Linked DNA regions of Homo sapiens: regions 1, 2, 3 and 5 are each linked to region 4. A link is a loop called in an ENCODE intact Hi-C map of the cell type or tissue named here. Cell type or tissue: heart left ventricle. All regions are shown on one strand. Links, peaks and the distances in the headings refer to the core of each region. The heading gives the core; the rest is flanking DNA.

Region 1 (6,175 bases), core at 717-5,716, 89 kb after region 4:
GCTGACGGTGTCTCACTGCGGCCGGATCTGCAGGGCTGTCGGGCTGAATGTGAGCCCTGGAGCTGTGTGTGTGGCTGGAGACTGCAGCCGAATGGGCAGTGGGACCAGTTGTTGTTTGTGAGGACCTTAGCAAGGTGCTAACTCAGGGACAGCAAACTCTTCAGATCCATCGTCTCTGATCCATTGGTAATGGTTCTCTAGGGATCTGTGTTGCGATGGATTCTGAGGTCTTGTCTAGCTGGGCTTAGCAGGAAAGAACGCCTTGATCAATAAGTCATGGCTGTCTGCTGAAAGCGTGGTGGTTTATATGCTGTCAGCTCTGTCCTAAACAAAAAGAAATAGCAGGTTGAACTTAAATCAACATATCCTTCCTCTTCCAAAAATATAAACACTCTACATGAATTTGAATTCAGCTTCTTCGTTATTCCAATAAGGTTTGGAAAACACTGATTAACTCCTTAAATGGAAAAAGGCATCCCAGATGTTTAGCCCCAGGCTAGCTTTCCGCCAGAGGAAGACAGCAAGATAACTCTAGCAGGTGGAATGAGACTACAGAATGTGCGGACCCCATATCAGTGCCCTGCTCTCTCTGGGCTGGGTTTGGCAGCTGTCTGGAAGGTTCTGCAAAGGCCTGGGATTGGTCCTGGGCATTTGTTCAGGGCCCGACTTCCTGAGAACAATGTCTTTAAGAGGAGTCACTGCTGGTCACGGGAGGCTTGAACGCAGATGGGAGCTGACTGGGGTTGTTGGTGAGGAGCTGGCTGCCGGCTGCCCCTACCTGCTTACTCGCTTTGCTTGAGCAACATTGCCCTCTGGCAGCTCAGGGGGAGTTCAAGGGACCTTGACTAGGCTCCTGGAGGACCAGCTTCCGAATGCCGTGGAAAGTCAGGGAGGGCTTTACTCAGTGGAAGGACCTGATCAGAACTTGAGTTGGGTCATTCTGGTGGCTGTGGGGCCTTGGATCTGAGGGGACAAAACGGAAAGCAGGCACAGCAGGATAGCCCAGGAGTCCTGCTCAGAGAGGGCAGATTCCAGAAGGAGAAGGAGGTGACTCAGCAGGAAGGGGTGATGAGGGGCATGGGAATGAGAGAACTGGAAGTCAGTGCCAGGGCCTGGCGGGCTGATGGTGCCACTACCTTGCTGGGAAAATTGGGGGAGGAGGAGGAGGGTCAGGAGGGAAGAGGAGAAGTTCTGTTGGGCCCAGGAGGTGTCTGTGGGGGCCCATGTGTTAGCGCTTGGGCTTGGATGGTGAGTCACTGAGTGTTTCCTCGTGGGAGCCTGACCTCCTCGGCCCCTGGGTATGAGCCAACAGGCGGTGGAAGGAGGGGGGCGCCTTTCTTAAATGAGCTGTTGAGTCACACTTGTTTGATGCCTTTGGCTAACGGGACCCAGCCAGCGCAGGAAGGGTGTGGCCATGGCAGTTGGGACCAACAGAAGGAAGGGAGGAGGGAGCAGCCAGGTGGCCCCTCAGGAACAGGAGCAGCTGTGGGTGTTAAGGGCAGGCGGGGGAGCTTGGTGAGTGAGCCTTGGTTGTGCTGCCCCAGGGTGTTCTCAGAGATGGGGCAGGTGTAGCCTTGGGCATCTGCATCAGATCCCAGGGCTGTCAGCTGTCACAGAGCTGGCTTTGTTGTGATTAGCAGCGGGCCACAGATCTAAGGTAGCATCTCCCCCCCACCCGCCACTGTTTTCTAAGACAGAGATCCTTCCTTGCAGTTTGATAAACAGTACCCTTAAATCACAGAACCACAAACAATACCACCTTTCCACAATTTGCATTAAACTAAGTAAAATCTTGGTGGGATGTGTGTGGTGGAGGGGGGAGCACAGCAGTGTAATTTCTTGAGAAAGCGAAGTTAGACTAGTAGTTTGCGTTTGTAAGTGGTCCATTTGCCGATTATGAGTACATGTCAGCCTCCAAAGTGCAAAATAGCTCTCTTAAGGAGCTTAAATGCCTCTGGTAGTTTGCATTATTCATTTTGAGTCATTCTTTTACAAAATGATTAATTTTAGCCACTGCCCAAATTGTTGCAAATAATAGTTTGACAAAGGAGGCCAGTCACTCCATCTGTGAATCCACTTTGCTGTTTTGCTGGGTTTCCTCCAAGCACTTGTAATTTTTGTTCCCCCGTGGATTGGTCTGCTCTGGGCTTTCCTAGGTCGTTATTTCTTGGGCTCTGTTTTCCTCTGTGGAGCCCCGAGGGAGCAGGCAGCATGGGTTCCAGCCCTGGCTCTGCTCCCACACTTGGTTGCAGCCAGTTGGACACTTGGCGGTATCCCCTCTGCCTGCTGTGGGCGGCCTGGCCCAGGGTTGCGATCCTGCGGTGGATGTGGCAGATGTGGCCCCTGTCCTCGTGGAGCTCTGAGGCCAGGACGGTGAGGGGCTGGGAAGTGCCTGCTGGACCTGCAGAATCTGCTAAGCTGTGACCAGACTTATGGGCAAGACTGAGTCCTCTGTCCAGTGTACAGTGTGGGTGCCTATGGCAGCTGCCCTTCAGACCAGGGTGCTAGCCTGTCAGGTGGACCTCGAAGAGATGGAGTGAGCAGACATAGCAGCCCAGAGGCCCACGCACCCTGGACTCCTGCAATCTGGGAGCTCCCTGGAGGTGTTTACCCGCAGAGGGAAGCAGTGATCCCTCACTGCAAGGGCTGTGACGCCACAAACCCCAGCTACCACCTCAGGCTGGGTTTCAGGCCGTCTGTGCTGAGTCTTGTATTCCAGCCTGGCTACCCCAAGACACCTTCAGCCTGGCCAGTCCCACTGTGGACCAGAGCAGGGATGGCTGGAGAGGCTGGGAGGGTACCACCCTGAAAGCTGTTCCCAGGCTTTAGTCTGTGGAGGCCGTTGCTAGCCTTGCTTTTTGCCAGTGGGGAAAATCAGAACCTCTTCTGCACTGCAAGCCTGTGCCTTTTGGCTTTTGTGGGGAGTGGTCTCCAGTGCTACCCCCGGAGGCCCCGCACGCTGTGGTTCCCTGGCTGTCCAGCAGGGGGCACTCGTTCCCTACTCGAGGGCCACACTCCGTCTCTGAAACTCATTCCTCCCCCAGGACACGGGTGGCCCAACTGGTCCCGGGGCAGGTTCCCGAATTTCCCATCATCCTTTTCCCCTGGATTTTTCTCAGCCTTGGGATTTGCGGGCAAAGCCTGGGGAATTTGTAAAGTTGTATTTTAGTTCTCACCTTGTAGAGTTTCATTGCCTATCACAAACGAATAGAAATCATCATAAAAAAAATCCTCTCCTCTAAACAAAAATCAAACGAGAAAACTCACATAGCGTGTCCTGGACACCTGAGCTGCCTCTGTTAAAGAAACCCGGTTCTACAGAAGCTTAAGGAGGGAGGAGCTTAAGGGCCTGGCCTGGGAGCCACTTCGTTGCAGCCACAGGCCCTGCTGTGCAGAAGTGGAGGCCTGGATGGGGAAGCCGGGGAGCCAAGTGCTGGGGTTTAAAGAGTCCATTCCATGTGTGGGCGGGTGGGTTGGGTGGGGTGAATGGGGCCTGATGAATGTGCCATTAATGAGCCCAGCACCATGTGGAATAATTCCCTCATTGTGTCCCCAGCATCTCCCCAGCTGCTGCCCATGCGGGTCTTCCTCCCTCGGCTGCAGAACACATAGTTTCGCCATCTGCCCCAGCTGGTGACAGAGTAGAAGCTTCCACTCCCTCCTGCCCAGATCCGGCCAAGGACCTCAGCAGGTATTGCGCAAGTCCCCCTCCACAGCACCTGCCCCCGGAGAGCAGGGGCCTGGTGGTCTCTGCCCCCTAGGTCTTGGGGTGAGCCGCATTTAGGATGGTAACAAGGTGGTGACCATTTGGCCCCGTGAGACCATGTCTCTGACCCTTTGGGCCATAGCCGATCTCAGGTTTACCCTTGCCCACCTGCTCCTCATGTCACAGTGGGAAGCATGGTGTGGGCGAGTGCGTTAGGGTTCTGCACAGAAACAGAGCCAATAGGATGGATAGATGGATGGATGATCTATATGTGTATGTATTTATATGTATATATATATGCAGAGAGAGGGATTTATTTTAAGGGATTGGCTCATGTGATTGTGGGGGCTAGCAAGTCTGAAATAATGCAGGGCAGGCTGGAGAGTAGGGAAGAGTTGTTGTAGCAGAGCCCCAAGGCCATCTGCTGGCAGAATTCCCTTTTCCTTGGGGAAGGTCAATCCTTTTCCTTTAAGGCCTTCAACTGATGGGATGAGGTCCACCCACATTATAGGAGGTAATCAGCTTTACTCAAAATCTACTGATTTCAATATTAATCTCATGTAAAAAATATCTCCACAGTGAAATTGAGACAGGTTGGATCAAATATCTGGGTTCAATGGGCCAGCCAAGTTGACACATAAAGTTAATGATTAGAGCAAGTATTTGGAACTCCTGTTTCCATGCAAGCAGTTGGTTTTGATTATAAATCATTAAAGCCTCCTAAAGAGCATTCTTGGACAGTATTTTGTAGAGAGCCAAATGCATCTGGGTGTGCTGAGAACGGCAGGCCTCGGTCCTCAGGGAGCTCCTGCTGGCTGGGAAGCACACAGTGCTGAAAGCTAAGCCATGGTAGAGGGCAAGAATATAAGGGGTGCCCAAAGCGTAGACAACCAGCTGCCAAACCAGAGTGTCGGGAAGTAGTAGAGAAATCAGAGGAAGGGAACATCACCACATGCAGATGATATTCTAGAATACCGGGTAACAGTAGGGTGGGCCCAGAGCTGGACCAGAGTCTGCCTTATCTGGATGATGCCACCTAGACCATTAAACTCTTCTCTGTCCTGTATCTCCTGGCATCTACCTGCAGCTCTGTTGGTCCTGAGTCCCAGAGGGACTTTCCATCCTTCAGATTGTTGTTGGCAGAGCAGGAACATTTGTTCCACCCCTCTTGGATCCACCGCAGTGCCTGGTCTGCCATAATTCTTGGCCCAAGGACAAGGAAATGTATGGGAGGTCTGCTTTTCTGCTGGTGAGATAGCACAAGCAGAGGTTGGGGAGCAGGAACATCCCCAGCTGTTTGGGGAAACACCCTTGGTTTGCCTTGGACATAGTAGGTGCACAACCAAAATGTGTTGGAGAAAGAAATACAATTACTCTTCTCAAATATTCTGCCCTTCAGTTTCTTATAAAGGTAAACATAAATCCACAATATGACCCAGCAATCCCATTTTTAGATATTTACCTATGAACGATGAAAATATATGTCTACCTAAAAACTTGTATGCATGTATTCTTCATAATTGCCCCAAATTTGAAACAACCCAGATATCTATCCACTGGTGAAAGGATCAACAAATTGTGGTATATCTATGCCAAGGAATATTACTCACCCATAAAAAGGAACAAGCTATTGATTCATGCAACTAAATTGATGAATCGCAAATGCATTAGGCTAAGTGAGAAAGACTGGACTCAAAAGACTACATTCTACATGATTCAGTCTAGATGAGATTCTGGGAAAGGCAAAACAATAAGGAATGGAAAACAGATCAGTGGGCACTGGGGGCTGGGATTTGTATTGACTACAAATGAGCATGAAGAGATCTTTGTGGGGGGTGATGGAAATGTTCTGTAAAATTTGTGGAACTATATACTTAAAAAGAGTGAATTTTACTATTTTTTGGTATGTAAGTTATACCTCATTTTTTTTAAAAGAACTTATCCAAGGGCTAGAGTAGATTTTTGATGAAATCTAAAATAAAAATTTCAACCTTCAGACCTTTTGCTGATGCAGTGTTAGGGTCAGAGAGCATCTCTGGTGCCTCCTGGCACCAGCAGACACAAGTGGTACCCATTTGCTCTATGTCTTTCTTTCCTGAGGTCAGATGGGCTCACGGCTCTCAACCTGTCATAGAAGGCACACTGGGTGATCTCACCTTTAGCCCTGGAGCCCACTCTGTGTGGGTTGCTTCTGAATCTCATTCATTTACACATCTGAGCCATTCAGCAACATGAACTTGGGATTACTCTGGGCCAATCACTGTGCTAGGGACAGGACACAGAGGTCTGGAAGACAGGCACCGTCCTGCCCTCAAGGAGCATCCAGTGCTGGCAGATAGACATGGAGCAATGAGTTACTAGGGGAGAAGTGCAGCACCCTGGATGGATGCGACCCACAACCTCACTTAGTCTGGGTAGCTGAGGATGGCTTCCCAGGGAATCGACTGAGAGCTTAGGCTGAGTGGGTTT
Region 2 (6,175 bases), core at 537-5,536, 160 kb after region 4:
CTTCCGTCCCCCGTCACACTCCTTCTCTGCCGTCTTCGATGAAGACAAGCCGATAGCCAGCAGTGGGACTTACAACTTGGACTTTGACAACATTGAGCTTGTGGATACCTTTCAGACCTTGGAGCCTCGTGCCTCAGACGCTAAGAATCAGGAGGGCAAAGTGAACACACGGAGGAAGTCCACGGATTCCGTCCCCATCTCTAAGTCTACACTGTCCCGGTCGCTCAGCCTGCAAGCCAGTGACTTTGATGGTGCTTCTTCCTCAGGCAATCCCGAGGCCGTGGCCCTTGCCCCAGATGCATATAGCACGGGTTCCAGCAGTGCTTCTAGTACCCTTAAGCGAACTAAAAAACCGAGGCCGCCTTCCTTAAAAAAGAAACAGACCACCAAGAAACCCACAGAGACCCCCCCAGTGAAGGAGACGCAACAGGAGCCAGATGAAGAGAGCCTTGTCCCCAGTGGGGAGAATCTAGCATCTGAGACGAAAACGGAATCTGCCAAGACGGAAGGTCCTAGCCCAGCCTTATTGGAGGAGACGCCCCTTGAGCCCGCTGTGGGGCCCAAAGCTGCCTGCCCTCTGGACTCAGAGAGTGCAGAAGGGGTTGTCCCCCCGGCTTCTGGAGGTGGCAGAGTGCAGAACTCACCCCCTGTCGGGAGGAAAACGCTGCCTCTTACCACGGCCCCGGAGGCAGGGGAGGTAACCCCATCGGATAGCGGGGGGCAAGAGGACTCTCCAGCCAAAGGGCTCTCCGTAAGGCTGGAGTTTGACTATTCTGAGGACAAGAGTAGTTGGGACAACCAGCAGGAAAACCCCCCTCCTACCAAAAAGATAGGCAAAAAGCCAGTTGCCAAAATGCCCCTGAGGAGGCCAAAGATGAAAAAGACACCCGAGAAACTTGACAACACTCCTGCCTCACCTCCCAGATCCCCTGCTGAACCCAATGACATCCCCATTGCTAAAGGTACTTACACCTTTGATATTGACAAGTGGGATGACCCCAATTTTAACCCTTTTTCTTCCACCTCAAAAATGCAGGAGTCTCCCAAACTGCCCCAACAATCATACAACTTTGACCCAGACACCTGTGATGAGTCCGTTGACCCCTTTAAGACATCCTCTAAGACCCCCAGCTCACCTTCTAAATCCCCAGCCTCCTTTGAGATCCCAGCCAGTGCTATGGAAGCCAATGGAGTGGACGGGGATGGGCTAAACAAGCCCGCCAAGAAGAAGAAGACGCCCCTAAAGACGTAAGTTCAGGGGTGGAGGTGGTAAGGATCAGAGGCGGGGGTGCGCATTGGCTGTGACCCTTGGTCATGTGCCTGGATAACCTTCGACTGCCCTAACCTTGCCCCTGGGTGCTGTGATGATGCCACGCTTACGGCCGTTGCACCAAGCAGACAATGTACGTGTTTTCCTTCCTCTCTGCGGTCACAGTGGTGGCATTTTCCCATCCACATACCCCTTTGTGTCCTTGATCTTTTGCTTTAATAAATCAATGGGCTGGAGCTTTACTTGTAGCCAAAGACCTAATGTTCAACTCCAGAGCAATCTGGGAGATCCCATGGAAGGGGAAAGGTCCTTAGAGATCTGGTTCATCTCCCTGTTGGTGACTGATTGCTTTTTGGAGAAGCTGGGAGATACACCCTTTAAAATATTAAAATGTATAGTACTTGTTTCTGCCTATTAATGAGACATTAGCCCAACCTACAAACATAGTAGATTCCAGGAGGCTCAGGAATGAGAGATGTGGCCTGGGCCCCTCCCTGCTGCACTCCAACCAGCCCGTAAGAAACACCCTTCTTTGTCTCCTTCCTTCTCTCCAGTCATCTTTTGTAGACAAAGTCCCTGCAAGTTCTGAAGAGATAAATGGAACCTGAAAGTGGGGAGCAAATCCCCACAATCCCCAGGAAGCCATTGGTCCTTGGCTCTATGGTCCCCAGACACTTGACAAGGCCAAGTACATCGTGCTTAAATATCAAACACCCATGCCTCCAGAATCCACCCCAGGACCCGGCTCTAATGTGGATGGCTGCTGGTCCTTTATTCTTTGGCCCCTGTGGTTAATATCTTGGCGATTTCCTTACTCTTACGGGAAGTATTGTCAGTAATTTAACAAGGCTGAGGAGATCAGTCTCCCAGGGGCAGCAGAACAGACCACAGCGCTGGCCCCTCTGGGTCTGCCTGGCACGAAAGAGACAGAACGACATGTTTACCTCCCATTCTGGGCTCCCCCTAACATTGAATTTCTGAGAAGAACCCAGGGCCTCCTGAGAGGAGGTCTCTACAGCAGGTTACCTTAGATCAACCTGCCACTGTCTAGTGGTGGCTGGAGGCCATCCTGGCCAAAATGGGGACTTTGTTTTAGATCAGTTACTCAACTAGGTCCCTACTAGAGACTCTCTAGAATTCACGTTGGAAACTTGATTTCAAGCCTGGAATAGGAGAAGTCTGCAATGGCTAGACTGCAAGGCCGTGCTCTCTCATCTGGAATGAGAGCCAACCTTAGCCGCCACCTCTTCCTTCTCCAAGATATGTTCTGTGTCTCATAGGCGTCCCCAGTCACTTTCTTGTTTGAATATTAGAGCTAACAGGGGTCAGGGAAGTTTACCCAACTGTGTCCTCACCTCTAGTGCAGACAGGGACTTTGGCGTGGAAGACCCTGCGTGGGTCTGACAAAGCTCTTGGGGCACCACGGCTTTGTGGGATCATTAGGATCAAGAGAGGAAGCTGTTCCCCAGCAGCTCCTTCCAAAAAGCTGGGGCATTGCCCTACAGCGGTGGCCGCCATATCCTAACCCATTAATAACCAGTTGTCTGCAGATTTATCTTTTTTGTCAGTTCCTTCTGTCTGTCTCTCTTTTTCTTTGTCTTCTTGTCTTAGGATGGTTGAAGATGTGATGTCTGTGTGTTCTCTGTTGTAAGTAAATTTAATGCAATCTGCCTCTTATGCCAAATGTGCTTATTTTTCTGCCTTTTGTTTCTGCTTCCAAGCCATTTTTATTTCCCCTCTGGCTGCTACTGATGTGTTTCTGTGGTGGGCCTGCGAATGATGGGGCATGGGGCTCCCCAGTAGCAAAGATTACTTTTCTGTTTCATAGTGATTTGCATAAGAGACTGCTTGGCTGTGAAAATGTGATTATCCAGCATCTGCCTGCTTATCAGGAATGGAACTTTTTTCCTTCCCTTGCATATTGGATGTCTTCATCTGAAATCAAACATTTTTTTTAAACTCTTCATTACATTTTTTCATTTTAAACTGGGCTAGTGGGCGATTGCTTTCAACACTACTGTGGCTTCACGTTAAAATAACTGTCTGGTCTAACCACAGGCAGCGACGGCCACAGCTTATTCTTGCTAACATGTAAAGCAGAAATATTTGGGCCGTTCCAAATTGAGGCCCACAGAGTGCCCTGAAATGCAGGGTCAGTGCAGAGTGGAGCACACAGCTGTGAGAGCCATCGCCAGGCTGCCCCAGTCCTGCATCCTCAGTCACCCAGGACCTGGCTGGGTGTCGGCATGCCTTGTCTGCCATCTGTGGGTCACCCTGCCACTTGTCAGTAGAAACAGAGCTGACCATTTCTGTGCCTCTGCTGCTTTGCCTCCCATGGCCAGGAGGGATCTGTGGGCAGCTCGGGGGGGTCCAAAGACATGCAACTTTTCCCTGTCCTTAGAAGGGAAGCCGGCCAGTCCAGGTGGCCAGCAGTCCCAGGATAGGGTCGAGTCCATCAGACTCTCTTCTGCCCAAGGGATTTCTTGAGTATTTTTGAGCCACTTAGCAACTATAAAATATATGGTTATATATTTATATGCATGAATAAATATATGCTTCAAGCTGCGATTGCACTGTTTTAATGGCAAATATTATAAATGCTGTAAATAGCCATTTATTTTTTTTTCATGATTAAATGCCATTGTTGGAGTGATTTGAGAGAACACAAGGAAGGAACTTGAATGCCAAATTGCTCTGCCCACCCAGTTAACATGCAAAGCAGGGGAGGGTGGTGGGATCTAAGGAGAGGGATCACCCCCCAAAGCCTTTGCTTTGCTGGGAGTGGGACCAACCCATGGAGGGGCTGGAGACGGGGCAGGGGCCAGTCTACAGGGTGGAAAGAGCCCCCATTCTGACTGTGGAAGTGACCCCCAGACTGCTCGGTGGACTTAATGGAACTGCTCAGGCTAAAAGGCATCCCTTTCTCCTGGGATCTGCTTCCTTGACCCTTCAGGAGTCTGATTTGGTGGTTTCCTTTGCCTCTCAGCCCCGCTATTCATATGGAGGAGAAAAAGGGAGAGAAGAGCTGTGAATCTTGTCTGTTTACCATGGTTAGGAGAAGACAAAAAAAATCATCTCTCCCCTGGCCCTACCTTTAGTCAGGATTCCACCTAGAAGCCTTCAGAGCATGGGAATCCATTGAGCTCAAAGATCCTGTGATAGGGAGGATTCAGGAGGTTCTCCTTGAGGACCCCGAACTTTCTATTTCTGCGTGGCCCCCTTCAGTTGTTCATTAAGTGAGGTGTCGCCTTGCCCGTCTGTAAATTGGTGTCCTGAGCCTAGAGCCCCTCCCCTAGCCTTAGTTGGGTTCAGATACCCCTGGAAGAATCCAGATAAATTAATCTGCTCACCAGAAATTTGCTTTATAAAATACGAACATTTAGTTAAATTTAGCTTCATTTTCTGGGTCATTCTCCAAAATGGCATCTCTTTAAAGATCTCCAGCTTGATGGATCTTTCCCTTGGGGGCAAAAATAATAGCTGTTAAAAAGTGAGAGTGGGTAGCCGGCGTGGCCTCTCGCTGGTGCTGGAGTGACAGAGGTGGGAGGGTGGCCTGGGCCAGATGGCTCCGCAGAGGCAGTAGCTTCGGTCCGCTCTGTACTGCTCTGGAGTGTTCCGTCCCTCTGCTTGTTGTGTTTACGTTTTCCATTTTGTTTCCAGTGACACATTTAGGGTGAAAAAGTCGCCAAAACGGTCTCCTCTCTCTGATCCACCTTCCCAGGTACAGTGTTCCTTTGATCTTGATGGTTTTATGCCCCCCCCGGGGGAGGTTTTCTTCGCTTGTTGACAAAGCTTTGCTTTCTGCTCATCCCGGGCCTGTTTCCAAGACCCTCTTCTTGCATTCTGTGTGGAGGGTCCCTCGATGTTTGCTTCACATTGTTTTGGTCCCTTCACTTTGCGGAAGATCAGAGTGTGTCCCGAGAGTGGGAAGACGTTCAGGAAAAACATTAGTTGGGCTCTGGAGGACCCACTCTGCTCCATTCAGGCCAGTTCATCTGCTGTGAACTTCTAGGACTGTCGAGATGAGAAAGTCTCTTGAGATGAACAAATATGCAGTGAGAAGGTGAAGAAACTCAGCAAGTGTCAGGAGCACTGAATTGTGCAGCCAAAATTGGAGTGGGAAGAAAAGGGAAGCCCCTCCCCTAAAGAAGTGGGGCTTAGGTTCTGTCTTGATTAGAGTCCCTCTTACCAGTTCCTCCATCAGATAGATTCCATTTCTTCTACCCTGTTTACAGACCAAGGAAAGTTATCGTCAAGCCTGTCAGTATGTTAGGGCTAATTTCTGGGTCATAAAACAAAACAGACCTGCCACCCCTCCAAATCTGAGCCAGCAAAGCCCCAGCCTGCAGACCCTGGCCAGAGTGGGGGCAGTGGAGGGAAGCACTCAGCCCTGGGGATAGGGGCTCAGGTCCCAGCTGCAGCTCTGTCCTGACCTCTCTAGGTTCCCACCCTGCCCTACTCCACTTCCCACTCTCCAGTGGAAATGGAGATAAGATCCCCCTTTTTCTGCCTCCAGGGACTGATGAGATGCTTGTCAGGTGATTCTGGTGATATTGATGTGCAGGCCTGAAGCACTGTGTGAGCCTCGCACAGCAGTCACAGTCGTAAAACTAGCAGGAATGCTCAAGTAACTAAGACACAAAATCCTGATTTTTTTTTTTTTTAAATTCATGGTCATTCCCTGAAACAAACCATCATAAAAGGAGATTCATAGAGGGAAGAATCTGTGTGTCCATCTGTTTCCTTAATGGACCATTTGGAGCAGAGTCTGAGAAGAGCATGCAGAGGATTGTGACCGGGACCTGTCCTGGCTAATGGGTCCCCAGACCTGAGGGTGGGCACAGTTTCTGACCAAGAGTCTGATGAGACAAGAAACAGTTTCTCTTCTCTTTGCAGGACCCCACC
Region 3 (6,175 bases), core at 415-5,414, 170 kb after region 4:
ACATGCATTTTTTTTTCCTTAGGAAATATAAAAATACTAACAGTACTTTTAGGGCTAATATATACCTCATTCAATGGTGGCATTTATTTGTCCATCTTCTACATTGTACTAAAACAGACAACTTACTAGCTGAGTGACATATTTGACAGTTGTTTTTTTCTGTAAAAATTGAACAAATATGTAAATATATGGGTTTGGAACAAAACTTGGTTAAACCCATTACCTTAGAAAATGGGAAGATTTGGGAAGTCATGACTATAATTTAAGCTGGTAGACAATAAAAAATCCATTAATGTGAAGACACAACAGTTGCAGTTTCAGGAGGTGTGGGCCCCACTGCATCCACCTCGCTAACACACCCAGGGTCCCCCCAGCATCTGGACGTGGAAATACCATTAATGTAATGAGGTCCAGTCTAGCAGCACCAGACACACACCCAGGGGTGCTGATGTGATTGATCGTCAGAAAGAATCCGTGTGGGGCGGGGCCCCAGCTGTGATGTGAGACTTACACTAAAGTCACCAACCACAGGAAAAGGAAATGTTGGGTGAGAAATAATAATTATGATTTAAATACATATTCACTATCATTAATTCTATAGGTAACAATAATAAGCTAGGGCCTGTCATTGGGTGAGGACTTACTTTGAGCTGTGCAGAGTCTTTTACATTCATGATTTCATTTCATCCTCTCAGTCTGCAGAGTGCTTTTCTACAGTTCCCCATTTTAGGAACAAGGATACAGAGGCTTGGAGCTGTTAGTGACTCCCCCAGTGTCCTGGCACAAATCCGTGGAGAGCCAGGTGTGCCTGACTTAACAGCTGTGCTCTTTATGTGAGCATGGAACAGGCTTGCTGCCTGCGTCTGTAGAATGAGGCTGTTGACCTACTCACACTTTCCTACCTAGGTCCATAGGAGCAGAATGTTGCAGAGCTTCAAGTTGTCTTTAATATTTCAAAACACCTGAATGTAACTAGGTTAGAAAGATGCCCAGGGGATTAAAATACCATATTTGGGCTGTAATTGTATCAACTCACTAGGATGACACTGGTCATCTTCCACGGATGAAGAACTCATTGACAATTATAAATGGTTTTCTTTGCGTGGTTGCTTAGTAAATGCCCTTTTTTGGTGCAGTCTTTTAAAGCGTGATGCAGTGGGAGAAAACTTAACCCATGTAGTCCTTGTGGAGGAAAAGATTAGGAACTATTGGTCTACACAGCTGAGTCCTCTCCTGGCTGTCCAAGAGACCCTGACAGAGTGCAGTTGTTTTAGATTCAGAAGTCTCAGTGACTCTTTGGTGGTCACCCAGTTGCCCTGTGTCCTTTAACACAGCTCTGTTAGTCCCTCCTTCCCACTCTGACAGAGGGGAAAGTGCCCTCCTTGGAAGCCTCAGCTGTTCTTTAACGGCAGGCGCCGTCTCTGTCACACTGCAGACACTTAGAAGGGTGACGGTGGGGAAGCTGGGAGCAGCCTCCCTGTCTCTTTCCCTGGACTCTTTTCTTCTCCCCTAATATAATGTCACTTAGGTTAAAAGTTCCAGAAATACTAGCCATGAGCAGGAATATATCTGATCATGCTCCTTTACATTTGTGTTACCCATCGAAGGGTTTTTATCTTAAAGTATTTCATTTTAGCCTACAAAATATAAGCACTTTGAGCTCCACTTGGAAGATAAGTCAATAGGCAAGGAGATATCAGGCGAGTTGGCTTCCCTGATCCTAGCAATGGAGACCTGGACTCAGTGGCATCCTTCTGGCTTCTGCATGGGGCTCTTTCCTGTTCCTAGCAAGCCCCCAGCAATTAGAGACAGACGAAAGCAGCATTGAAGGCCCCTCGCTGTGCAGTGCCCCCATATGAAATAATTACCAAAAGCAGCCCTCAGAAACGACAGGACCCGTGAACGATGACTGAGCCTCTTCAGCTAGGAGCAGCCACACACGTTAGCAAGGACCATCTCCTCCAGTTGAGAATATGATGTGCCACTTGGTGTGGTGACATCACCCTTCCTGGCCTGCCAGCTGTGTGTGGCATGGTGTGAAAATAGGGCTGAAATTGGATGTGGTTTCACCCCCATGCCTGCCCTTTGAGGCTTAGGATTTGAAGCAGATGAGTGAAATTTTGAAAACCAAGTTCAGGAAGATGTTTTCTCAAAATAGCAGAGATCACCCAAGATGACAGGAGGAAGTATTTATTTTTTTTACATCCTCTCCAGGTCATTCTGTAAATTATAAATCAGGATCCCAAATGACCGTGATTGCAACAAGCAGGGCGTGTTCTGAAGCAGCATCTCCAGGCGTCTGCCACTCATCTGGGATTGATGGGGAGGAGTGCGGGCCTTCTGAAACCAGGCATCTCACAAATGCAAACACTAATGTGGGTGTCAGAGTACCCCACTTTTGCACCGTCAGTTGCTCCTTCTGAAGGGAGGAATGGGGACACAGGACAGTGGGAAGGGACTTCCTTTTGGCAGGTAGCAGAGAAGGCAGATGAGTGAGCTCCGTGACCTAAAACTCACCCAGATTCAGCCACCAGAAGAGCTGAGGTTCCAAGTGGGACACTTTAGTGAGGCGAGCTGGTTACCAGAGCCGGGCACTCGCCCGGGGCCACAGGCCCCTGGAAAAACTCTGCGGTGGTCTGTTGCTCGTTTGGTGTGTCCTGGGTGCCCTGTGCTGTACTGGAGTGTGCTTAGAGATTTCTGTTACATCATTTAGGGCATGTAATGCCTTGGAAATCGTAATGATACCTTAGAAGAGGCAGCTGATTCACTATTATTTTCTCAACTTAAACAGCTTATAATAGAACAGTAAAATGATAGTCCCAGAGTTTTATACTTGGAAAGTGATAGATAGATCTGGAAGAGACCCTAAATATCACCCTGTCCATCCCTGTCTCCTTCCTCCTCCTCTCTCTCTCTCTCTCTTTTTTTTTTTTTTTTTTTTGAGGCAGTCTCACTCTGTTACCCAGGTTGGAGTGCAGTGGTGCGATCTTGGCTCACTGCAACCTGTGCCTCCTGGGTTCCAGTGATTCTTCTGCCTTAGCCTCCCAAGTAGCTGGAACTACAGGTATGTGCCCGGCTAATTTTAGTATTTTTAGTAGAGATGGGGTTGGCCAGGTTGTTCTTGAATTCCTGACCTCAAATGATCCGCCAGCCTCAGCTTCCCAAAGTGCTGGGATTATAGGTGTGAGCCACTGTGCCCTGTCCTGCTTCTCATTTTTAAGGTGAGGAGGCGATTAAGACTTTACAAATTAATGCTTCTGTCTTAAGTTGGGGCAGACCCTGGGGTTCAGGCTTGGTGTGAGAGTTGGAAACACACTTTCTCTACTCATCTTTATTCAGGATGCAACAGGGCTTTCTGGCCTTTAATCACAAAACTGTCTTCGATTTCATGAGCTGGCCATGCTGAGTAGAAGGATATGTTTGCCTCACCAAGGGAGATTTAGAGATTCCTGAAAGATTGTCCACGTGTTTAAGTAGTTGAGGTTATTCAGCCATTTGCAGGTTTTATGAAAGTCCTCCAGGAAATAGCTCATTTTAAAGCTGATATTTTTTTGACGATGCCTTTAGCAATAGGCAGAAATAAAGGGGCTTTAAACCAGAACTGCTATTTATCTTTATTTTCATCTTAAAAAAAGTTGAAAGATTAAACTTGATGGATTGCCACTGATGCTTTTTCACAGTGGGTTTCTGAGCAGGTCACTCTTCACCTCTTGGTTTTCTTTTTAAGTAGAAAAGAGGTATCTGGTAGCTCTAGATTGTGGCTTCTGTGAAGACAGAAGTCCATTCTGGTCTTATCCACCACTGTATCTGCTATGCCTGGCACTGTGCAAACCATATAGGAGGTGCTTCATCCGTTTGCTGGATGGGGAGTTCAGTTGAGTGTCAGCTTAGTTTCCAGGTACTCGAGGCAGGCAGTGGTGTTTGCCGTCTCCATTGAGTGTATGGGATTTTCACCAATCAATTTGAAACAGGTCATTTCTCCACCCATTGGACTTTACTAGTCTTTGAGTTTGAAAATAGATTTGGACCAGCCCTGAAGACACTGGTAGAACCCTGGGAAAGGCTCCAGGTGACTTACAAAGCTTCTCTTAACCAGCAGCGCTGAAGGAACAATATCGTCCTTCCCTCACTTCAGAGGGTGGCCAGAGCTGAATACCCAGAGAGGGACAAGTAAGGGTCCAGTTCCAAAACATCATGAGGATGTATCATCCCACGTGTCTCACCTGACAGTTACAGAGGAAACCCGCACCCAGAATGCACGTGCTGTCTTATGGGAACACTCAGCGCAGAGTGCTCAGGTCTGGCCACACTTGGGCTGTGCTTGGTCGTGCCATGGAATTCCTCAGGACTTTCTCAGCCTCCCTAATGGCAGAAGCCCCTTTACAGCAAGACATTTACCGTTTGTCTGAAAATAGCCGAACTGAGCCTTTTCTTCAGGCTATATGAGAAGTCTCTAGACAGTGGGCACCGTCAGAAAGCCCAGAGCCTTGTGATAGCTCCCACCCTGCCTGGCTCAGATCTTCCCATTTTTTTCCTCTGGCACTAACCTCACCTTTTGTTTTTTTGTGTTTGTGTTTGTTTTTGTTTTTGCAGAGTTGGATTACAGAAACTCCTATGAAATTGAATATATGGAGAAAATTGGCTCCTCCTTACCTGTAAGTTCGTCTGCCTCGGGCCACTTAGGGGACTCGCTTTCCTGCCTTCAGGGGCCTCCTCCCCTGTGCAGAGTGTCTCTGGGAGCTCAGACCCCAAATCGAGTGTTTTCTGTGTACACAGCTTCCCGGGTGCACAGCAGTGATGGACTGGGGCTGGGGGGTTGAGGTTTGTACTCAATCCACTTCGTTTGACATTTTCAGGGAGAAAATGATAGAATACAATTAGACGTCCTGCAGAATTACTTTCCTAGACTGAGAAAGAGCTAGAGATTTCTTTAAAAAAAAAAAAAAAAGAGGTGGTGATGGTTTTTCAGGTATACGATTAGCTGTTTTTGAGAAATTGTTTTAATTAACTGAATATTTTCTCTGGGCAATAAGCCTTTCTCCCTGGTTTTTCATTTTAAGAGGTTATGATGGGCACTGTCTTTCCTGGCATAATACCTGCTGCCCTAGGGCATGTTATTCCAAGGGTGACCTCTTGCTGTTGTCAGCGATGCCCTCGGAGACGTGTGGCACACAGGAGGGCTTGCTTGCTTACAGCACTACGTGGCCCTGGATATGTTGCTCTTTATCTTTCTTTGCATTAGTCATAGATGCCGGGGTTACTGCTTCCAAACTGCAGGTTGCTGTAAGTTAGACCTGAAGGTTGGGTGGGAGAATGTCCCCATGCACAGGCTTAACTCATGCGCCACGTCAGTGAGATCACAGCTTCCTGAGTAAAGCACATGGGCTTTGTCATCATCCCCTTGTGCGTTGCTTAAAGAGCTTAGCTCTGTGGCCACACCTGTGTCCCCAGTAGCTGAGGCCATATACATAATACTGAGGGCGAGACATTTTACCGCTGAAGGGGAACTGTCGTGTGTTTTGAGATCTTTGATTTAAATGGATTGAAACCACAAGGGGCCCCTTCCTCTTGTGCCACCACCCACTGCCTGGTGCGTTGGCAGGCCTCGCGGATGAATTCGTGAGGAGCATGCCCTGCTCAGGAACAGCAGAGCCACCCAGAGATTTCATGGCAGTGCAGAGCAGCATACCTGCCGGCCGTTGCAGGGACTTATTTGGGGACCCCAGCAGGGCATGTGGAGGGGGTCTTTCAAGGTCTTCCCATCACTGAGAGATGCCAGTCCCACAGCCCCTGTTTCTAGTCCAGCTGAGTTGCTCTCCAGGCCCTGCCCCTGCCCTGGGCTCATTCAGCTATGGTCAGCCCAGGTCTAGGCTCTTGCCCTACCTCTCTGTTTATCTGCAGTGGCCAGCACAGCTCCTGGCCCAGAGAGCGTGCTCAGTAAATGTTGGTGAATTGAACAAAGTCCAGCTCACCAACGCCGTGGCGTCTTCTCCCCTGGCCACGTTCCTACTTGAACTCAGTTGTACTTTCTCTGCATCCTCCTTCCCTCCTGGCCTCCCCACCTCACTCCTAACCAGGCCCCACTTCCTCCTCTCTTCCTGGTGGCTCCAGAACAATGAAGGCTTTTCCCTGATGGGTTATTTGTTCTCTGTTGAAGAGTGCTCCAGTTTTCATC
Region 4 (6,175 bases), core at 803-5,802:
CTCTCCCCATGTTGGCCCCACACTCATAGTTTTAGGGGATACAAGCAGTAGTCCAGCAGACTCGAGCACCTGGTGTCCAGCATGGACACAGGCCAGGCACGCTGGGGGCACTTAATAACTGCTCGTGGGTTCAACTCGCAAACAGGCCATGGATTTGGTCAGAAAAACCCTGCAAAATTGGAGCCCAGCTCTCAGGAGTGTATCATGACAGGCCTTAAGGGAAGCAAATGAGCAGGAACTCTGTGGAACAAAAATGCAAAATGGAATGATAGGCCCCTGTCATAGACAATGCAACTTTGACTCACATGCTACTTCATAGCTTTGCAAAACCTTGAGACTCAAAGTGACTTTTTTTTTTTTTTTTTTTTTTTTTTTGCTTTGGGTAAGTCAGAGCAACCCCTGGTGGCAGGAATTTTCATGCCTGGGGCATGGAAGTGGGTGGCTTGGGCTATGTGGCTTTCCAGAGGAAGTACTTGGGGCATCTTGGCAGGAGCTTTGGATTTCTTTAGGGAAATGGCAATCAGATGGGGCAGAGTGTTTTTTGCTGAGGGAATCAGAATGATCCCTCAAACAGCACCTTTGATCTCTATTCTCTGCTAAAGATGGTGCTTCCTCTACTTCCCCAGACCCCCGTGTCTGTTCCATTTCCATGAATTTTTCATCAGGGTCACAGGACAAAGGTTTTAGTCTTTGGTTCTAATGAGACCTCTGACTTGGCTCTGGATGACTATGAAACTAGTGAATGCATTTGTCTTTTCTGGAATCCCACACAAGGGAAGCCACTGTGGCTGCTGAGGCCCAGGGTCCAGCTCTTCTCTTTCCCTCTTGGTGAGGTCCTGGGATCTCCTGAGGCCTGGGAATTGCTCGAGGCCTGTGTCACAGCTGGACTGAAGAGTAGCAGCAGCTCAAATGTCTTTTGTTGCTTGTTCCCCAGCTTTAGTCAATTATTATTTTTCCCTTGAAGAATTGCCTCTCGTTGGCATGCAAATTGAGCATAAAAGAGGTGCCCGTAATCCCAGCACTTTGGGAGGCCGAGGTGGGTGGATCACGAGGTCAGGAGATCCAGACCACCCTGGCCAACATGGTGAAGCCCCGTCTCTACTAAAAATACAAAAATTAGCCAGGCGTGGTGGCGTGTGCCTGTAGTCCCAGCTACCCAGGAGGCTGAGGCAGGAGAATCGCTTGAACTCAGGAGGTGGAGGTTGCAGTGAGCCGAGATCGTACCACTGCGCTCCAGCCTGGGCGACAGAGTGAGACTACGCCTCAAAAAAAAAAAAAAAACAAACAGGTGCCTTCCAAGAACACACTCAAAAAAGCAGCTTCCTGTTCACAATTAAAAACATGATTCTCCTCTATAAATGTGTGTGTGTCTATAGTGCAGGGCCCTGTACTAACTCAGAAACCATCTATCGAGAAGGAACAGGCCCTCCTACTCTGCAAGGGCTGACAGTGAGTCCATCGCTCCTGACGGAGCAGGGCTCCTGTGTGCGGTTTCAGTGAGTCACCTGTCCTTGGCGTCACCAACAAGGATAAAGAGCATTTATCATTCATTTTGCATATGGGTTCCAGACACTATGCCAAATGCTCTGTGTGTGCAATAGATCATTGCATTTTTTTTAAAACCTATTCGGTTCTGATCCTGAGTCCTTACCTGCCAGGCTGGTGGGTATGCCAAGTGTATTAGTCCGTTTTCACACTGCTGATAAAGATATACCCAAGACTGGGCAATTTACAAAGAAAAGAGGCTTAATGAAGAACTTACAGTTCCACGTGGCTGGGGAAGCCTCACAATCACGGTGGAAGGCAAGGAGGAGCAAGTCACATCTTATGTGGATAGCAGCAGGTAAAGAGAAGAGAGCTTGTGCAGGGAAACTCCCGTTTTTAAAACCATCAGATCTCGTGAGACCCACTCCCTATCATGAGAACAGCTTGGGAAAGACCAGCCCCCATGATTCAGTCACCCCCCCAGGTCCCTCCCGCAACACGTGGGAATTCAAGATGAGATTTGGGTGGGGACACAGCCAAACCATTATCACCCAGGGCAGCCATCCTTGGGACTTCTCTCTCCAGAGCCTGGTGCATTGAGACCATCATCCATTCCCTCCCCAACCCCAGCACCTTCCCTGTGATGCCAGTGACCACACTGCCCCTCAGGCTGAGGGACTGTGCTGCTTCTCCACAACCGTAGGCAGGAGGAAATCTTTGGCGAGGCTTTGGGAGCCCATGACCGCTTCCTCGAGCACCCTCCCTGCTCATTCCCCTCTGAACCAGAGGACACGGTCTGGAAGTAGAGAGGGACTCTCAGAGGTTCCCCACTGTTCAGGGCCCTTTCTCTCCACTCTCAGGCGCATTGGCCTTGAGGCATCTGTCCCTTGGCCTCATTGGACAACCAGCATTTTCTCTTCAAAGGATGTAAGTTTTTACAAAAGGTGGGAAGACGCATTGACCTGCAACTCTTTCTGTTTTCTACTTGGAAAAATCCAGAGGCAAAAAACACAGAAGGGCCTGCAGTGGCCACCTGCTGGGCATGGAGCGAGGGAAGAATATAGGCAGAATGCGTGTGTGAATATTCCCAAAGATGGTCCCTCTGCTCAGGCATCATCTCCACTCTACAGATGAGGAAACTGAGGCTTGCAGCATGATGTAATCTACCTTAGAGGTAGAAAGTCCATTGTTTCTCCTCGAGGCTCTTCCCTCCCTCTGAATTATGCTAGAACATGGGGTTTACTCATCCCCAAAGTTCTTCAATAGGAAGAGTGGGGTCCCATCAATTCGACTGTCTTGCTTTTCTGGTTGCCACGTGGTGGCGCTGTTGTAACTTAGCCCAGCGTAGTTCAACCATCCAGAGTCTGGGACATGCCTCCCTGATGACCATCCCTGCACAGGCCCCTGGGTTCTTGAGGGAGAATGATCCTAGCCTCCTAGGGTGAAGCTTAACCCCAGTAGCATCTCTTTCTGCTCAGCAGTGTCCATGCCAGTACAGCTGATGTAGCAGTACAGCTGATTAGCAGTCTGGACTGGTCCCTGGTCCGCCCTTCTTGGATATCATCAACCAGGGACTGAGCAGCTTTTTCCTTTTAGATCCTTAAGACACAACTGATTTTATCTTACAACCTTTTGCCAGATAATGGAGCTATTAATATTAGGTTGTACCAGAGGAAATTACCATTTAGTTAGGTCAAAAATTGTTGGTCATTGGCCATTTCCTGTGCTTCCATTTCCTGTGCTCCTTCTTCTGAAAAAGGTCAAGGGCAGTGTTTCGAGATGACCGGCTTTTCTCAGGGAGTGAGAATCAGGCAGGGAGTGACCTTGAGTGATTTCTAGCTGAATTCCCGGCGCCTTTGGTTTCTGACCACAGTGCTTAGGCTCCCAGGCAATGGTAATTGACACAAGACCAAACAGATCTCCCAAACAAGGCTTTGTGAGGGGCTTATGTTTGAACACAAGGGAGAGAGCGCTGGAGCAAAGTTCTCCGGCTGGCTCCCCGAGGACAGGTCTTTTTGGTGTTTTAAGAAGGGTGGGCAGGGCATGGTGGCTCACGTCTGTAATCCCAGCACTGTGGGAGGCCGATGTGGGTGGATTGCCTGAGCTCAGAAGTTAGGGACCAGCCCGGGCAACACAGTGAAACCTCATCTCTACTAAAATGCAAAAATTTAGCTGGGTGTAGCGGCATGCATCTGTAGTCCCAGCTACTCTGGAGGCTGAGGCAGGAGAATTGCTTGAACCCAGGAGGTGGAGGTTGCAGTGAGCTGAGATTGCACCACTGCACTCCAGCCTGGGTGACAGAGCAAGACGCCGTCTCCCAAAAAAAAATAAAAAAAAAGTGAAGAAGGGTGACGTGAACAAGCATGAGGTATGGGAGCGTCGTTACACGTGTGGGGTAGAGCACAGAGTGCACAGGCACAGTGAAAAACATGTTAGGGCATATATTGCATGATCAAAAAATGGCAGATATGCAGCCATAAAAAAGAACGAGATCATGTCCTTTGCAGGGACATGGATGGAGCTGGAGGTCATTATCCTTGGTAAACTAACACAGGAACAGAAAAGCAAACACTGCATGTTCTCACTTATAAGGGGAGCTAACTGATGAGAACACATGGACACATAGAGGAGAACAACACATACTGGGGCCTATTGGAGGGAGGAGGCTGGGAGGAGGCACAGGATCAGGAATGATAACTAATGGGTACTAGGCTTAATACCTGGGTGATGAAATAATCTGTACAACACACCCCCATGACACGAGTTCACCTGTGTAACAAACCTGCACTTGTGCCCTTGAACGCAAAATAAAAGTTTATGAAACAAAACAAAACCCAAAAAATGGCAGATAAGCCCCACCTGGGTGGGAATTTTGGTATTACGATGAGCCAGTGGGTGAAGATGGGTCATTCTGGACTTGTGCGTATGCGGGCAATAGGGTTAACTTCCTTGAATAAGATGATGGTGGAATGCTGCTAACCTTAGCTTCTTCAAGGTCTCTTGGTCAGCGGGGATGGCACTGGATGGGGTATGCAAGGTCTAGTAGAATCCTGGTGGGGGCCAAGTCCCATCCATACCCTGTCTCACTTTGTCACTGAATGAAGGAGAGTGGAAACTCAACAGCCTGGAGTCTTAGCTGTTATCTGATGGTTCTCAAACTTGAGTGGGCACCAAGATCACCTGCAAGGCAGATTAAGACAGATTTCTAGGCTTCGCCTCTGGGGAGTCTGATGCAGCAGGTTTGTGGTGAGGCCTGTGAAGGGGCATTTCTTTTTCTTTTTCTGTTTTTGAGACAGAGTTTTACTCTTGTCGCCCAGGCTGGAGTGTAATGGTGCGATCTCAGCTCACTGCAACCTCCGCCTCCCGGGTTCTAGCGTTTCTCCTGCCTCAGCCTCCCAAGTAGCTGGGATTACAGGTGCCTGCCACCATGCCCGGCTAATTTTTGTATTTTTAGTAGAGATGGGGTTTCACCATGTTGGCCAGGCTGGTCTCGAACTCTTGACCTCAGGTGATCTGCCCACCTCAGCCTCCCAAAGTGCTGGGATTACAGGCGTGAGCCACTGCGCCCAGCCAGGAAGGAGCATTTCTAACAGGTTCCCAGGTATTAGTACTGCTGGTCCAGAGACCACACAATGAAGACTGCTGCATTCTGCCACGCGGCTGTGTGACCACCTCAGCCCAGTGCTGTTGGGGCTCAGAAGAAGCCTTCCCTGAGAGCTGGAGTGGACAAGGAGGGTCTCCTGGCAGGGGTGGAGGGAGCTTGAGTGAAAGGGGCAGACTCTAGAGGCCATTCCAGGCAGGGGCAGAATTCCTGAACTGGACCTCTCTAGGGCTGAGTAGGAAGTGAGTGCAGACCCAGGTGGTGACGTTCACTGAAAACAAGGTATGAGGAGTGGCGCCATGTTGAGGAGAATCTGTCAGTCAGGTGAGGGGTTGAGATTTTTTCCTGAAGGTAACTGGAAGCTAGGGAAGTGCTTTGTGGTTTGTTTGCTTTTAAACAAGGGCTGGGCTGGGCACAGTGACTCATGCCTATAATCCCAGCACTTTGGGAGGCCAAGGCCGGTGGATCATGTGAGGTCAAGAGTTTGAGACCAGCCTAGTCAACCTGGTGAAACTCCATCTCTACTAAAAATACAAAAATTAGCCTGGCATGGTGGCGCACACCTGTAGTTTCAGCTACCAGAGAGGCTAAGGCAGGAGAATCCCTTGAACCCAGGAGGCAGATGTTGCAGTGAGGTGAGATCATGCCACTGCACTTCAGCTGGGCAACAAGAGTGAGACTCCGTCTCAAACATAAAATAAAAATAAAATAAAATAAACAAGGGCTTATGCATGCCAGGAAAGTGTTCTGAAGATAAGGGTGAGGCACTGACTGGTGCACTGGAGGGGTGGAGGGTGCCGGCTGGAAGGGGCACTAGGGGATGTTGTTGTAGTAGAGGAATGGTGGCCAGAAGGAATCCCAAGGGAGAACCCACAGAACCCGGTGACTGCCTGGGTGTGGGCGGAAGAGGTGGAGTCAAAGAATGAGAAATAAAAGTAAAATCCTAAGCCCCCCATCCAGCTGAACAGACTCCCTCTTGGCCAAAGGGACCCTAAAGAAGCCTTAAAAACTAAGTTTGGCCGGGCACGGTGGCTCACGCCTCTAATCCCAGCACTTTGGGAGGCCGAGGCGGGCAGATCACCTGAGGTC
Region 5 (6,175 bases), core at 785-5,784, 200 kb after region 4:
TACTAAGGGAGCTGCATCCTCCAAGGTCTGTCATTACATGGGGCCCGTGTAGAGACGTGGTTATGATCACGGCTTCAGGCTTGGCTTTGGGCTCTGCCATTTTCTCAGTGAACAGTGACTTAGCTTCTCAAACCCTCTGTTCCGCCTTCTGTAAAATGAGGGTGAGAAAAGCTGCCCGGGTGGTTGTGATGCTCTAAGTTGTTCACTCGTCGCATGGACATGTATCAAGACATCCTGTATGCCCGGCACTATCCTAGGCCCTGGGGCAGAGCAAGTGGACAAAACAGACTCTGGTGCCTGCCCTCACAGAGCGTGCATTCATCAGGGAGATGAGCCGCTGATACACCAGCATAGGCACGCACGCACACACGTGCACACATGTGTGCACACATCTGATACAATGATAAGGGGTGGCTGCTGCTGCAAAGAGGAAAATGAAGGACTCTAGAGGAAGAGGAGCCATTTCCAGTACCTCTGGGGAGGTGACATGGGATCAGAGCCCTGAGAGAATGTTGGAGAGCCCTGGAAGCCCTGGGGCGGGACCCCCTGGGGCATTGGAGGCCTTCGTGGCTGGAGCAGAGAGGCCTGGGAGGGTAGAGGGCAGAGCATGTGGGCAAGGATTTGGGTGTTATTTCCATTTCAGAGGGAGGTCACTGCGGGGGAGCTCTGAGCAGGAGTGAGGTGGCCTGGTTTGCACATTAGGAAGCTCAGTCTGGCTGCTGAGTGCTGGCTTAGGGACAGTCAACACCTAGAGCAATCAGCAGGGTGCCCGCCACATGGAAGGGTCCAGTCAGCGCTGGCTCCCGTTGTTCTGTTATTTCCAGATGTGATCTGTCTATGGCAGCCAGCCCTCGGAGTCATTCCAGGTGGCAGGCAGCCCCCTCCCCAGTGACGAGGGCCTGGTAGAAAGACAGGTCTGCTGAGCTCCTTCCCCAGGAGCTCTGAGTGGGCGCTTCTCCCTTCCCCACTCTGCTGTCACCAAGAGAGCAAATGGTTCCTCACCCACCTGGGCCGGGGATGGATCCGCACAGAGGACAGAGGGGTGTTTTGTGTAGAGTAGTCAGAGAAGGCCTTTCCCATAAGTGTAGAAATGATTTTCTAAGCAGCCATAAAAAAAGAACAAAGTCATGTCCTAGGTACCAGCATGGATGCAGCTGGAGGCCATTGTCCTCAGGGAATTAATGCAGAAACAGAGCGCCAAACACTGAGCATTCTCATTTATAAGAGGGAGCTACACATTGGGTACACACGGACACAAAGATGGGAACAGAAGACGCTGGGGAGTTCACAGTGGGGGTAGAAGGGAGACGGGTTGAAAACCTGCCTTTCAGGTACTATGCTCAGTACCTGGGTGACAGGCTCATTAGAAATCTGTACCCCAGCATTAGTCACACAGTATGGCCATGTAACCAACCTGCACATGTGCCCCAAATCTAAAAATATACATTTTCTAGATATTTGGGGCAGATTATTAGCTTGGGATGGCCAAGGGCCGGAGAGGTGGGGCAGAGGACAATGGTTCCTCTCACCAGGATCAGCCACTCGGAACTGAGCCAACACTGAATTAATATTGTACATCACTGAGAAGCTAACCTTGACGGAAATAGCTCCGTGTTTCTTGGAGTTACAACACTTGCTGTATCGAAGACGCTATCTGTGCCTGCGTGAATGGAATTTCAGAGGAGATGCTTTTTTGGGCTCTGGGTTTCCAGATGTGTTAAGGATCTCCAAAGACCTCCTCTCTGTCCTGATACATAGGAGGGCCCATCCCTCACAGCCCAGACCTCACACCCTTTAATCGTCCCAACGCAAAATTCACTAGCGATGTCTTCTTTTTTACTTTACGGATCTGTCTGCTTGCTGTCAACAACCACATAGAATCACCAGGGACACCAATATAGACCTGTGAAGGGGCCGTACTGATCAGGTTAAGGAATAGTAATGGCTCATTTCTACCTCACGCGAGGCTGCACAGGCCCGGGTCTGGGAAGCCAGGGCTCTGGTTTTTGTTCTGTTAGAGACAGTCTGGGAGGGCTCTGGGGCGTGGGTTCGTCCCAAGGAAAAGCTGGGGTTTGAGATGCCCCCACTGGTGAGGCTGAGTTGCATCTGAGGCCTCGGCTGGCCCCAGAGACCCAGTTTGGACTTTCTGGGCTCCATCATTTGGCTCCTGGTCTCTCCTGCCAGAGGACGAACAGAGAGAGAAGTCAGTCTCCCACCAGACGGTGCAGCAGCTGGTTCTGGAGAAGGAGCAAGCCCTGGCCGACCTGAACTCCGTGGAGAAGTCTCTGGCCGACCTCTTCAGAAGATATGAGAAGATGAAGGAGGTCCTAGAAGGCTTCCGCAAGGTAGGGCTGAGTTTGGGGGCCACGGAGGAGGAGGATCTGATTGGGAGAGATTGTGGGAGCACTGGGAGGGGGTAGGATTCCAGAAGTTGGTCTTGAGCCACCTGCGAGGAGGGGGTCCATGCAGGCTGGGGAGGCAGACTTGGCCGCCTGGGGTTACACCTGCATCCGAGAGTTCCTGGGGTTCCCACCAGTGCTGGGCATTTGTTCTCGTGGGCTTGACGCCTGTCCTCTGCCCTGCTGTGTCAGAATGAAGAGGTGTTGAAGAGATGTGCGCAGGAGTACCTGTCCCGGGTGAAGAAGGAGGAGCAGAGGTACCAGGCCCTGAAGGTGCACGCGGAGGAGAAACTGGACAGGTAACATTTAGCCACTGGGGGTGGCTCCCAGGGGCCTCCCAGCAGCCCTTTTACCCAGGCAGGCTGGGACCTCTGGCAGCGCCTGTGACATTGGCTTGGAAAGGGGGCATCATCCAAGTGTGTGTTTCAATAAGACTCGAGAGAAGGCACACAGTTAGCATCATTTAATCAGTGGAGGATGCGTGTTGCAATGTCCAGGGTGCCCCGGCACCTTGGTCTCATGGCAATGGAATTGGGTTTGGTGTTCTCATGGGCTCCTGTGCTCCAGCTCCAGTTGGTGGCAGCTGGGGCCAGACCAGGCCACTCTCCCTGCCTGGACCTGGGAAGCAGGAGGTGTCTCTAGTGATCCACAAAAGAGTGATAATTCTGAGCTCCCTGTCTCCGCAGGGCCAATGCTGAGATTGCTCAGGTTCGAGGCAAGGCCCAGCAGGAGCAAGCCGCCCACCAGGCCAGCCTGCGGAAGGAGCAGCTGCGAGTGGACGCCCTGGAAAGGACGCTGGAGCAGAAGGTAATAGGGGAGGGGTGTGGCCTCCAGGTGGGCCGGGCTGCTGCTCTCTGTGCTGCTGGCCAGTCCAGCTAGACAGGCTGGGCTTCCCTGGCCACTGCTGCTCCTGAAGACGAATTCATGCTTCATGAGCATACCCTTGGTTCCTTCTAGAAGTTCCAATTTCATGCCAGCCCTAAGACCAGCTTCCTTTCCACCGTTCCTGGAACTGCAGCCTGCATGTGTGTTTACTGCCATTTTCATTCCTTTTCAACATTCGTTTATTTGTTGGATATTTATTAAGTGCCTACAATGTGTTAGGCGTAGCCCTTGAACCTCTGCATCCGGCATGCTTACTGGGTGAGTGGATGGGGTGCCCACCAGGCCCTGGCAGTGGTGGCCAGCTGATGCAGAACATGAGCAGTGTCAGGGCTGGAAGGGCGCCCAGGTGGCCTCTAATTCCAGGGACAGGGGTGATCTTCCCGAGGACACTGAGCTTGTGCGCAGGTTTCCTCCTTTTGGATCTGGCACCCCTCCATCCACTGTGAGCACTGTCTCCCTGGGTGTCCAGATAAGAAGCTCCCTCAGCCCAGGAGGGCCCTCTGAGCGTTGGGCTGTTGAGACTGCGTGTGTGTGAGTGAGGGCCAGCCTCCCTCCTTGGATGTGTTTCTCAAGGAGAGGATTTCCAGATGTGCAGCCTCCTTCCAGTCAATTTCCTGAGCCTTGGGGTTCCCCTGCGTAGTCATCCACGAGCCCAGCAGCCTGGGTTGGCAGCACAATTTTTGCATTTTGGGCCTTGATAGGCAGTGATGGGGCATCCTTTGTTGGCATCAGAAATCCATGTGCCTCCCGAGTGGCCTCTACTACCGCAGGAGCACCCAGCCAGCCCCAGGGGATTGGCTGTCCTCCTTTGCCCACTGTGGTTGGTGGTGGTCTCTAGGGGCATTTGGGCCAAGCAGTGGTGATCTCTGCCCTGGGCAGGTGCCAGTCCTCACTCCACCTAAGTAATGTTGGGGAAGGAGCCCTGGGGAGCAAGAAATGGGGCTCCTGTCCCCACTGCACCATCTGTCATGGCCCTGGGCAAGCCTCGCACCCCACCTCAGTGTCTAGGTTCCATCTAGCCCTGAAAATTAGAAGCCTGTATCGTTGGGCAGATGGATTTCCCTGAGGTCCATATCTGATACTCACCCAGTCTCCACTAGGCCCTGTGCCCTATTGGATGTTCCTGGTTATCCAGAATTTATTCATATTACAGATCATTATTTTCATTCTTTTTTTTTTTTTTTTTTTTTTTTTTGAGGCAGGGTCTTATTCTGTTGCCCAGGCTGGAGTGCAGTGGTGCAGTCATGGCTCACTGCAGCCTCAACCACCTGGGCTCAAGTGATCCTCCTGCCTCAGCCTCCTGAGTAGCTGAGACCACAGGCATGTGCCCCCTACCAGGCTAATTTTTTTAATTTTTGTTTTCGTAGAGATGGGGTCTCACTTTGTTGCCCAGGCTGGTCTTAAACTTCTGGGCTCAAGCAGTCCTCCTGTCTCAGCCTCCCAAAGTGCTGGGATTATAGGTGTGACATTAATTTAATTTTTTACCTTTCTTCTTAGGATGAAAAAGACAGATGGCTACTAGACAGTTTTAATATCAAAATTGCATTAGAAAATAGTTTGGAATATGCATATGTTCAACTACCTGTTTTGTAGGCTCTGATGATTGTTCTTAGCAGTATCCTCAGAACGACATATGCGGTCACAACTGTCAAGTGCAAGTTTTTGCTCACTCACCCAGTATTTATTGAGCATCATTATGGTTTTAGTGTTGAGTGTGCATTTTCTATTCCTTGTCTCTTGATAATCTATGTATGGCATATTTGGTGACTTGAAAAATGGAATGTTTCATTAAAATAAAGATCATACTAGAAGCCAGGCATGTTGGCATGCGACTGTGGTCCCAGCTATTCGGGAGGCTAAGGTGGGAGGACTGCTGGAGCCCAGAAGTTCGAGGCTGTAGTGCACTGTGATTGTGCCTGTAAGTAGCCAGCTGCATTGCAGCCTGGGCAACACAGCAAGACCCCGTCTCTAAAATAAAGAAATAAAAACCATACTTCACAGTCATTTTGGCTATTGTAGCAGTTGAACATACAATGTTTCTTGGTGAGAAATGTAGCAATGTGTGTGTTTGAGATGGTTCCCCCATTTCCATCAGGGTTTGATGGTGTTTAAATTGCATTATCTTAAACTGAACTTCCAGAGGAATGAACAAATCACACAGGTTCTTCCCTGAAAGACCTGAGTGATATCTAGGGGATAGTCCCATCTTAAAGAGATTCAGAAACATGATTCACCCAGACAATTCTTGAATGGAGGCGCTGGGCATTTCGCCCAATCAGCGCTCTGTAAAGGCTTTTGCTCCATGAGCTGAGCTTTATGATGAGGCAGTTTGCTTAGTGGTGGCTGATGACGCCAAGAGAGAGCTTGGAAAACCTCCGGGAATCACTTTCTAACGGGTCTGCTGATGCCTCTTAGCCATCAGTCACTGTACATAACGTTGTTTAACAGTTATAATGGCAAAGCCATATAGGAGCTGGGGCAACCTGAATTTGTGTTCCAGGCTTGCCACATCTGACTGGCTGTGTGACCTTATACACAACCCTTAACTTCTCTGAGCCTCCATTTCCTCACTGAAAAATGAGGATAATACTGGCTTCCTTGAAGGCACTATTGAGGGAACCAGGGGAGGCCAGAGTGCCTGGGATGTCTTCAGCATGGTGAGCAGCTCACGGTGGGCACTCCAATAAGATGGAAGATCACCGTTAGCAGCCCCAGCAGGGGCCATAGTGGCAATGAGAGTTTTTTTTTTCTTTCTTTTTTTTTTTTGAGATGAAGTCTGTCTCTGTTGCCCAGGCTGGAGTGCAGTGGCGCAATCTCGGCTCATTGCAACCTCCGCCTCCCAGGTTCAAGCGATTCTCCTGCCTCAGCTTCCCTAGTAGCTGGGATTACAG

The links. Peaks named below come from ENCODE experiments on the same cell type or tissue, not always from the same donor. Only the 100,000 strongest peaks of a DNase experiment are listed, where the experiment ranks them.
Region 1: it touches region 4 in a loop (10-fold over the local background); 11 of 110 quality-filtered maps call a loop at or near these places.
Region 2: a loop joins it to region 4, with 2.0 times the contacts of the local background. A loop is called at or near these places in 14 of 110 quality-filtered maps.
Region 3: a loop joins it to region 4, with 4 times the contacts of the local background. A loop is called at or near these places in 15 of 110 quality-filtered maps.
Region 5: it touches region 4 in a loop (2.0-fold over the local background); 3 of 110 quality-filtered maps call a loop at or near these places.

Annotation. Positions count from the first base shown.
Region 1 is chr10:122,140,016-122,146,190 of GRCh38, forward strand. TACC2 (transforming acidic coiled-coil containing protein 2) reads left to right here. Exons shown (of 23, transcript NM_206862.4): 7 at 3,557-3,691. Among named protein-coding and RNA genes, the nearest start is that of BTBD16, 130 kb to the right of the region's middle. RefSeq lists enhancers at 1,139-1,433, 1,159-1,453. In heart left ventricle, for the core only: a CTCF peak has its summit at 2,962 (motif pointing right); DNase peaks (open chromatin) are centred at 776, 1,346, 2,280, 3,005 and 2 weaker places; H3K27ac peaks cover 2,643 bases.
Region 2 is chr10:122,210,461-122,216,635 of GRCh38, forward strand. TACC2 (transforming acidic coiled-coil containing protein 2) reads left to right here. Exons shown (of 23, transcript NM_206862.4): 9 at 1-1,248; 10 at 4,931-4,991; 11 at 6,167-6,175. Among named protein-coding and RNA genes, the nearest start is that of BTBD16, 58 kb to the right of the region's middle. In heart left ventricle, for the core only: a CTCF peak has its summit at 3,547; no DNase peak of the experiment used is centred there.
Region 3 is chr10:122,220,133-122,226,307 of GRCh38, forward strand. It overlaps TACC2 (transforming acidic coiled-coil containing protein 2), which reads left to right. Exons shown (of 23, transcript NM_206862.4): 12 at 4,594-4,655. Among named protein-coding and RNA genes, the nearest start is that of BTBD16, 48 kb to the right of the region's middle. In heart left ventricle, for the core only: no CTCF peak of the experiment used is centred there; no DNase peak of the experiment used is centred there.
Region 4 is chr10:122,051,418-122,057,592 of GRCh38, forward strand. All of the region lies in intron 3 of TACC2 (transforming acidic coiled-coil containing protein 2), which reads left to right. Among named protein-coding and RNA genes, the nearest start is that of TACC2, 65 kb to the left of the region's middle. RefSeq lists an enhancer at 3,297-3,591. In heart left ventricle, for the core only: a CTCF peak has its summit at 2,792 (motif pointing right); a DNase peak (open chromatin) is centred at 2,834; H3K27ac peaks cover 1,708 bases.
Region 5 is chr10:122,246,459-122,252,633 of GRCh38, forward strand. TACC2 (transforming acidic coiled-coil containing protein 2) reads left to right here. Exons shown (of 23, transcript NM_206862.4): 20 at 2,185-2,345; 21 at 2,592-2,698; 22 at 3,086-3,206. Among named protein-coding and RNA genes, the nearest start is that of BTBD16, 22 kb to the right of the region's middle. RefSeq lists an enhancer at 1-110. In heart left ventricle, for the core only: no CTCF peak of the experiment used is centred there; DNase peaks (open chromatin) are centred at 846 and 3,630; H3K27ac peaks cover 373 bases.